Linked DNA regions of Homo sapiens: region 1 is linked to region 2. A link is a contact called in ENCODE Hi-C or POLR2A ChIA-PET data. All regions are on one chromosome and are shown on one strand. The core of a region is the stretch at or near the end of the contact, and the rest is flanking DNA. Distances in the headings are between cores, read along the strand shown. Region 1 overlaps AKIRIN2 (akirin 2). Region 2 overlaps LOC101928911 (a long non-coding RNA gene).

The links. A loop is a pair of places that touch in the nucleus more often than their neighbours do. ChIA-PET counts read pairs that join two places held with the same protein, here RNA polymerase II (POLR2A). Pooled maps may share reads with other maps.
Region 1: a loop to region 2 is called in a map of OCI-LY7, with 6 times the contacts of the local background. The contact joins two enhancer-like sites. A Hi-C loop is called at or near these places in 20 of 168 maps with a recorded cell type or tissue (B cell, Caco-2, Calu3 and 14 more), 37 of 37 single-sample maps with no recorded cell type and 27 of 50 pooled maps. POLR2A ChIA-PET finds 5 or more read pairs at or near these places in 20 of 52 experiments (AG04450, CD4-positive, alpha-beta memory T cell, GM10248 and 14 more).

What each region holds. Positions count from the first base shown.
Region 1 is chr6:87,696,107-87,700,293 of GRCh38, reverse strand. The region is part of intron 1 of AKIRIN2 (akirin 2); the gene reads left to right. Among named protein-coding and RNA genes, the nearest start is that of AKIRIN2, 4.0 kb to the left of the region's middle. RefSeq lists an enhancer at 1,286-1,805. Within about 2 kb of position 1,438, at least 8 of the 41 ENCODE cell types and tissues checked have a DNase peak (open chromatin) inside an H3K27ac peak, as active enhancers do; they include B cell and OCI-LY7, where a contact is called at or near this core.
Region 2 is chr6:87,798,523-87,802,203 of GRCh38, reverse strand. The region is part of intron 2 of LOC101928911 (a long non-coding RNA gene); the gene reads right to left. Among named protein-coding and RNA genes, the nearest start is that of AKIRIN2, 98 kb to the right of the region's middle. RefSeq lists enhancers at 2,271-2,340, 2,979-3,480. Within about 2 kb of position 2,368, at least 2 of the 41 ENCODE cell types and tissues checked have a DNase peak (open chromatin) inside an H3K27ac peak, as active enhancers do; they include B cell and OCI-LY7, where a contact is called at or near this core.

The sequences.
Region 1 (4,187 bases), core at 189-2,688, 100 kb after region 2:
ACTGACTTTAGTGTTTTTTTTTTTTTGTCACATTTAAAAATATTTTCTAAATCCATGGAGTGACCCTCGAATATGCAAGCTACCATTTTTGCTATTAAATATTTGGTCTAATTTAAGGACATACTGTTTTAGAGTTGTAGTGAGTTTTTACGGAAATTCTTAGATAAATTTATTTAATGACCTTACTAAACTGTGTTTTAATTAGATTGAAAAGGCATTTGTTGATTAATTGTTAGGCTTTACTTTGGGAAAAAAAAAAGGAAACAGCCAATGTCAAGAATGAGCTACTGGTGGTTGACATTTTTGGAATTTGTCTTTTAGTGAAATGGTATCATTGGAAATTGAAATGGATTCTGTACTTAACTAATAAAGCCATTTCAAAATAAGGTCATTAAGGAGCTAACCAGCAATACATTTCAGTCGAGGGAGTGAATTAATACAGTGCTAGGTTTGGGAATTAAAGTACTATATCTCAATGTCAAAATAATCTTGGGCATGTATGTGAACAATTGGGGACTATACCATGTTCCTCCCCTTTAAAGCACACTTATTCAGAATTGTGATCCTTTGTAAACGACTTTTCATTGGCATATCTGTAGCGTTGGTTAATACAGTTGGCTCCACATTATCTCAAGTTTAAATTAATTGGACTGTTGTAGTAAAACGACTGGAATTATTGGAATTGTTTAAGCCAGCTGATTGAGATTCACATTCACTTTCCAAAATACTGCTATTTTCTTCAAGGTGTTTTTTTTTTGACATCTACTTTGGAAGTTTGATTATATCCTGAAACCTAAAATCACATCCTTATTGATTCTGAGTCTGCTAAAAGTTATTTCCAAACTAATTTGAATATTATCGCAAAAAGTTTACTTGAGAAAACAAGTTGAAATTGAAATTTTGACTTGCTAAAATTACATTTTTTAAACGGTAGTTTTGAATGACATTCTAAATGTAATTTAGTTTGACTTTGTGTTTATATGGCCAATTTGGGGTATGGTCCTGTATGTTTTTTGTAATGTCATAATGGGAGCTGCAGTGTTGTGCAGGTATCAAAGAGCTTCCCAGTTTTCATGTTAGTAAACTTGGAAATAATTTTCTCATGCACCTGATTTTTAGCTTCCTATTTTAACACCGATTATTCTTAAACTTTATGGGAGTAAATACCCATCTGTCATTAACTAAAATGAGTAGTTAGGTTTGGAAGTAGACAGTGGCTTACCAAATTGAGATTGGCAAACTTGTGGGAACTCTTTGTTTTCCTTTCACATCTGTGAGTTCAAATATAATACAAATTAATGTAGAACTAGAGTACTAAAGTGACTTTTTTTCAGAGCATGTATACACTTTATTTTATCATTGTTCTCCTCTAGATACTTTCAGTTTCTGATGGCATAGCTGAAGTCATGTTGTGGCTTTATTAGTTTCAGGAACTTGGATGTCTGTTTTAAACCTTAGCTATCATTTTAGTCATCCCAGGAAGTTTGACTTGACTATTCTTATTTAAATATTTTTCAAACTGTTGCAACTTAATACTAGGAAAAAGGAAGGACTAGCTGAGCTGACGGAAGTTAAGCTTGCTTTCTTAACCGCAAGGCTTAGAGCCTTTATTATGCTAATTGGCATTATGAATTTTTTAGGGACTCCTTAACACACAGCTATCCCAAACCTGTTTTTTAGGACACCTAAGTGTTACTAATTCAGAAATGCTGTTCAGGGTCTAGGGATGGTTGACAAAGTATAGCCATATTTTTGTGTAGCCTGAGAGCTAAGAATGTTCTTTACATTTTTTAAATGGTTGGAAAAGAATCAAAAGAATTATTTTGTGACACGTGAGAATTATGTGAAATTCAAATTTCAGTGTCCATAAATAAAATTTTATTGGAACACAGCTGTGCTCATTCTTTTTTTTTTTTTTTTAAGTATTGTTCATTGCAGGTGACGATGGCAGAGTTTAATAGTTGTCACACACAGTATATTGCCCCGAAAACTCCATATTTGCTCTCTGGTGTTTACAGAAAAAGTTTGCTTACCCTCATGTGGGGTGTCAGCAGTGAGGTTTATAATACCCCTGGGTATGGAAAAGGAAAAGTGATCAGTGGAAGTAAGGGGAGGGGGAGCAGAAGCATTGAATATCGTTGGTGAAATGAATGCCTCTAGTAGCTGCATCAATACTTACCCTGGTAAGTTAGTTGAAAACCAAAGTATGCTTTACTATTGGTTTTTGAAACATCTCATAATACTACCATTTAGCCAAAAGATTGTCATGACATTCCCAAGAAAGAATTTTAATAAAACCAAAATATTGCAACATTATAAGAGACCGTCAATCAAATCCAGCACATTGTTTTCATTATGTAGTGAATGAATGGTCTGAAGATACCCTTCTGTGAATGTTAATGTATTTGTGAGTTTGTTAGGCACATTAATTCACATTGTTTATGGCTTGGTACCATTAATCTGCCTTAGGAATTGAATTCTGTGAAGAGTTAAGTTCCTTTGTAAGAACTCATTGTACTTGCTGGAAACTTGCCATTAAAAATGGAAACTGCAGCTTGTGAATGGGGAAGGGTTTACAGGAACATAGATTGTTCACCAGACATTGATGCATGCCTGCAAACGGAGACACCAGCTGGCTTCAATGAAATATAAATGGTTCTAGGCGAACAAATGAGACGTCTGTTGGAGGAGGCAGCATCTCTCTTCAGATGTCATTTACATTGAGCCAGAAGTATTTTTTAATATTTTGTGGTTATTTAGACAGCTGTTAAGTTGCTCCTAGTTTCTCACTGGATTTGGCAAATAAATGTTTTTAATGGTCTTTGTACTTTGAGTCTTAAACCTGATATTCTATTTAGGACTGTGTATGTAGCTGCAGTTACTGCATATTTCTGTGATTTATGCATTTAAGAATCCTGTAAGTTTATGGCCATTAAAAACTGCAGTTGTATTCATTACTAATATAGAGCTTTTTTTTTTTTTTTTTCTTGAGACAAAGTCTTACTCAGGCTGGAGTGCAGTGGCATGATCTCAACTCATTGCAACCTCCATCTCCTGGGTTCAAGCGATTCTCGAGCCTCAGCCTCTGGAGTAGCTGGGATTACAGGCGTGCGCCACCACACCTGGCTGATTTTGTTTTGTATTTTTAGTAGAGATGGGGTTTCACCATGTTGGCATGGCTGGTCTTGAACTCCTGACTTCAGGTGGTCCAACTGCCTTGGCCTCACACAGTGCTGGGATTATAGGTGTGAGCCTGTGCCGCCGGCTTTTTTTTTGTTCGTTTGTTTTGAGACGGAGTCTCACTCTGTCGCCTAGGCTAGAGTGCAGTGGCGCAATCTCAGCTCACTGCAACCTCCACCTCCTAGTTTCAAGAGATTCTCCTGCCTCAGCCTCCTGAGTAGCCGGGATTACAGGCGCACACCACCACGCCCGGCTAATTTTTGTATTTTTAGAAGAGATGGGGTTTCACCATGTTGGTCAGGTTGGTCTTGAACTCCTCACCTCATGATCCACCTGCCTCAGCCTCCCAAAGTGCTGGGATTACAGGCGTGAGCCACCGCGCCTGGCCTCCCTGGCTTTTTTTTTTTTTTTTTTGGATGGAGTCTCACTCTGTCCCCCAGGCTGGAGTGCAGTGGCACAATCTCGGCTCACTGCAAGCTCTGCCTCCCGGGTTCACGCCATTCTCCTGCCTCAGCCTACCAAGTAGTTGGGACTACAGGTGCCCGCCACCATGCCTGGCTAATATTTTGTATTTTTAGTAGAGATGGGGTTTCACCGTATTAGCCAGGATGGTCTCGATCTTCTGGCCTCATGATCTGCCCGTCTCAGCCTCCCAAAGTGCTGGGATTACAGACGTGAGCCACTGCGCCCAGCTCCCGGCTTTTTTATTAAGGTAGGAAAATAAAGCCTAACTTGAGCACAGCAACACATAGGCTAAACATGGCTAGATTAGAGGTTAGCCCCTCTTTAGGTGTGGAAGGTACTATTCACTATGGTTGCCACGGAGACATAACCTGAGATGTAAAGGAGAATAATATAAATTTCTTCAGTTTTTTAATGGCTTTATTGGAAAAAGAATGTAGTACATACTAATCGGGTCTTTGTTTTGTTTTTGTTTTCTGAGACAGTCTTGCTCTGTCCCAGGCTGGAGTGCAGCAGCACAATCTCGGCTCACTGCAATCTGCCTC
Region 2 (3,681 bases), core at 1,119-3,618:
GGAGGATCACTTGAGCCCAGGAGTTGAAGATTACATAGAGCTATGATCATGCCACTGTGCTTCCAGCCTGGGCAACAGGGTGAGACTCTGTCTGAAAAAAAAAACAAAAACAAAAAACAAACCAACAAACAAACAAAAAACCCACTGGATATTTGCCAATTTTTTCTATTTCTTTGTCTGAGAGTACTCCCAATTGGTCCCACCAAAAGGTGGCTAAAACTTGCACAGAAACCTTGCTAGCTAAGAAATCGGAAGACAAAATTCAAAGCAATAACAGCAGAGAAGTGAAAGGAGAAATAGTGGAAAGGAAATAGCCGCAGAAGGGAGACTCAAATTCTACATATAAACTCTGCCCAAATCTCTGGCCAGCCTCTAAAATATACATATGTTGGATAGATACCAAGAAATCTAGCTCGAGCTAAAAGAACTAAACAGATTTCAGTTGCCACACCACAGAGGAAAAGAATTTAGAAACTGAAATCAACTAGGTTAATTGCCTGCTAAAACACAAAATCAATACTCTTTAGAGTAACATAAGAGAATGCAGAGTCTCTATATCATTCACAATATGCACAACATGATCCAAAATTACAAGACATAAGAAAAAATGGGAAAATATGACTCATATACAAGAAAAATGACAATCAATGGAGACTCCTAAGATGATTTATATGTTGGAATTAAGAAACAAAAGTTTTAAAACAGCCATTATAATTACGCTCAAATATATAAAGGAAATATACTCATAACAAATGAGCAGAAAGAAAATCACAACAGAGAAATAGAAAAGAACCAAATGAAAATACTAGAATTACAAAATATAATATCTGCAATTTTAAAAACTCACTGATGGGCTTAACAATGAATTGGAAATGACAAAGGAAAGGGTCAGTAAATGTGAAGATAGATCAAAAGAATTACCCAATCTAAAAACAGAAAAGTCTGGGGGTGGTGGCTCATGCCTGTAATCCCAACACTTTGGGAGGCCGAGGCGGGCAGATCACCTGTGGTCAGGAGTTCAAGACCAGCCTGGCCAACATGGTGAAACCCCGTCTCTGCTAAAAATACAAAATTAGCCGGGCATGGTGGTGAGTGCCTGTAATTCCAGCTACTCTGGAGGCTGAGACAGGAGAATCGCTTGAACCCGGGAGGCGGAGGTTGCAGTCAGCCGAGATTGTGCCACTAGACTCCAGCCTGGGCAACAAGAATGAAACTCTGTCTCAGAAATAAATTAAAAATATAAATAAAAACAGAAAAAAAATTGAAAAAGAGGAGAGCCTCCAGGACTTGTGAGAAAGCAAAGAATAACATGTATAACATACACGTAATTATAGTCCCAGAGGAAGAGAAAAGAGAAGGAATGGGACACAAAAAATTTCTGAAGAAATAATGAGAGGAAGATTACCAAACTTGCTAAAGGACATACATTTAAAGATTCAGTAAACCCCAAGCAGGATAAATACAAAGAAAACTATACCTATGTACATCTTACCCAAACTGTTGAAACCCAAAGACAAAAAAAAAAATCTTGGAAGCATCAGAGTAAAGCACTCATTATATACAGGAAAACAATACAGATGATAGCTGATTTCTCATTAGGAAAAAAAAAAAAAAGAAGCCAGAAGAGAGTAAAAAAAAAATTTTTTTTTTTTTGAGACAGAGTTTCGCTCTTGTCACCCAGCCTGGGGTGCAATGGCTTGATCTCGGCTCACTGCAACCTCCACCTCCCAGGTTCAAGTGATTCTCCTGCCTCAGCCTCCTGAATAGCTGGGATTACAGGCACACACCACCACGCCCAGCTAATTTTGTATTTTTAGTAGAGACAGGATTTCACCGTGTTGGCCAGGCTGGTCTCAAACACCTGACCTCAGGTGATCTGCCCGCCTCTGCCTCCCAAAGTGCTAGAATTACAGGTGTGAGCCACTGTGTCCGGCCAAGAGTAAAATATTTTTAAGGTGCAAAAGGAAAAATGGTAAAACCTAGAGCTAGGATTCTATATCTAGTAAAAATATCCTTCAAGACTGAAGGCAGAATAAAGACGTTTTCTTATAAATGAAAACTAACAATGTTTGCTGTCTGCACCACAAGAAATGCTTAAGAAAGTTTTTCAGGCTAACAGGAAATGATAGCAGATGGAAATTTGGATTTCCCAAAACATTCTTTACAAATGGTAACTAGATGGGTAAATATAAAAAACAATATTTATTATTTTTCTCTAAAATACGTATCACTGTTGAAAGTAAAAATTATAGCATCATAATTGAGGGGTTTAAATCATGTGTATATGGAATATATATAACACCTGTAGTATAAAGGAGGAAGTTGATGGTAAAGCACAGATGGCCAGTGAAAGCGAAACTCCCTGGCAGACTTCATTTTTTATGTATAACTTACATTTAGTAAAGTGCAAAGATCTAAGTGTGCACTTGATGAATTTATGCGCATAACCACCACCGAGATCAAGATTTAAAATATTCTGACTCCCCCAAAACGTTCCCTTGTGTCCCTTCCCATTTGATGCCACTCATCTCGCCTCTATCACCATAGATTAGTGTTACCTGTAGACACCCATTTTCTCCATGTTTCCTTTTCCCACTTCTCAGTCCTCTGTTTTCCCTTGTTGCCTTTAGGGCTGTATTGGCACCTCTGTCAAAGGCTCATTAGAGGGATATGTATATCTATTCCTCAGAGCTACATAGATAAATTAATTTCTAAAACAAATTAATTTCTATTCCTCAGAGCTACATAGATAAATTAATTTCTAAAACAAGAGGCATGGAGCCGAGGAAGACAAAAGGGAGTATGAGTAGAAGAACGGGATTCTTCCCTGAACATGCCCTGCTTACTAGCTACATGGAATGAAAACAAGCACCACTTATGTTTCATCGAAACTCCACTTTCTCCAACAAGCCTGTAAAAGCCATGGAGTCTGCCTGTCATGATCCAGCAGGCAGGACTTCTGGTCCCAACTTTCTCAGATTTTACAGCCTCTGTAAGTGTGCTTCAAAGCTCTTCCCCAGGGCTGTTCCAGCAGCACCGAGTGCCCACAGCAGCCAAAGGCACCCTCACATCAAGTCCCAGAACTTGATAATGATGATGTTGGCCTTGAGTGGAGGGTTGCTGATTAGGAGACAGTAGGTGGGGGAATGCAGCAAGCTCTGAACACAAGTTAATTAATGACCACAGTGTGTGCAGTTAATGCTAACATCAAAAGCCAGCAGCATGAAGGGCTCTTTGATCTCCAGTTCAGTACCCTTTCAAGTTGTCCCCTTTATCTTGCCCAGAAAGTTCTTGCTTCTTTCTGCCTTGATTTTTAGGAAGAATTTTAATAAGAATGACCTCCAGCCCCATCCACATACCCCGTGGCAAGCAGGAAATGGGCTAGAGCAGCATCCTGAATACACAGTTAGATCCCTGCATCTCATTGTTACCAAAAGGCTCCAGTTCCCAGTGACATAAAGTGGAATCACAGCTGTCCTTTTAAAAAAAGCTTGTGCACAGGAAACCTGTATAAGAAGGTTCTCAGCAGCATTCTTGATAGGAGTCAAAAGCTAGAAACAGCTAAAATGTCCAGCAACAATAGAATGAATACATTGCTGGGTGTTCTAACAATGGAATAATATATATCCATGAAAATGGACATGACACAGCTCCATGTGACCACATAGATGTATTTAACAG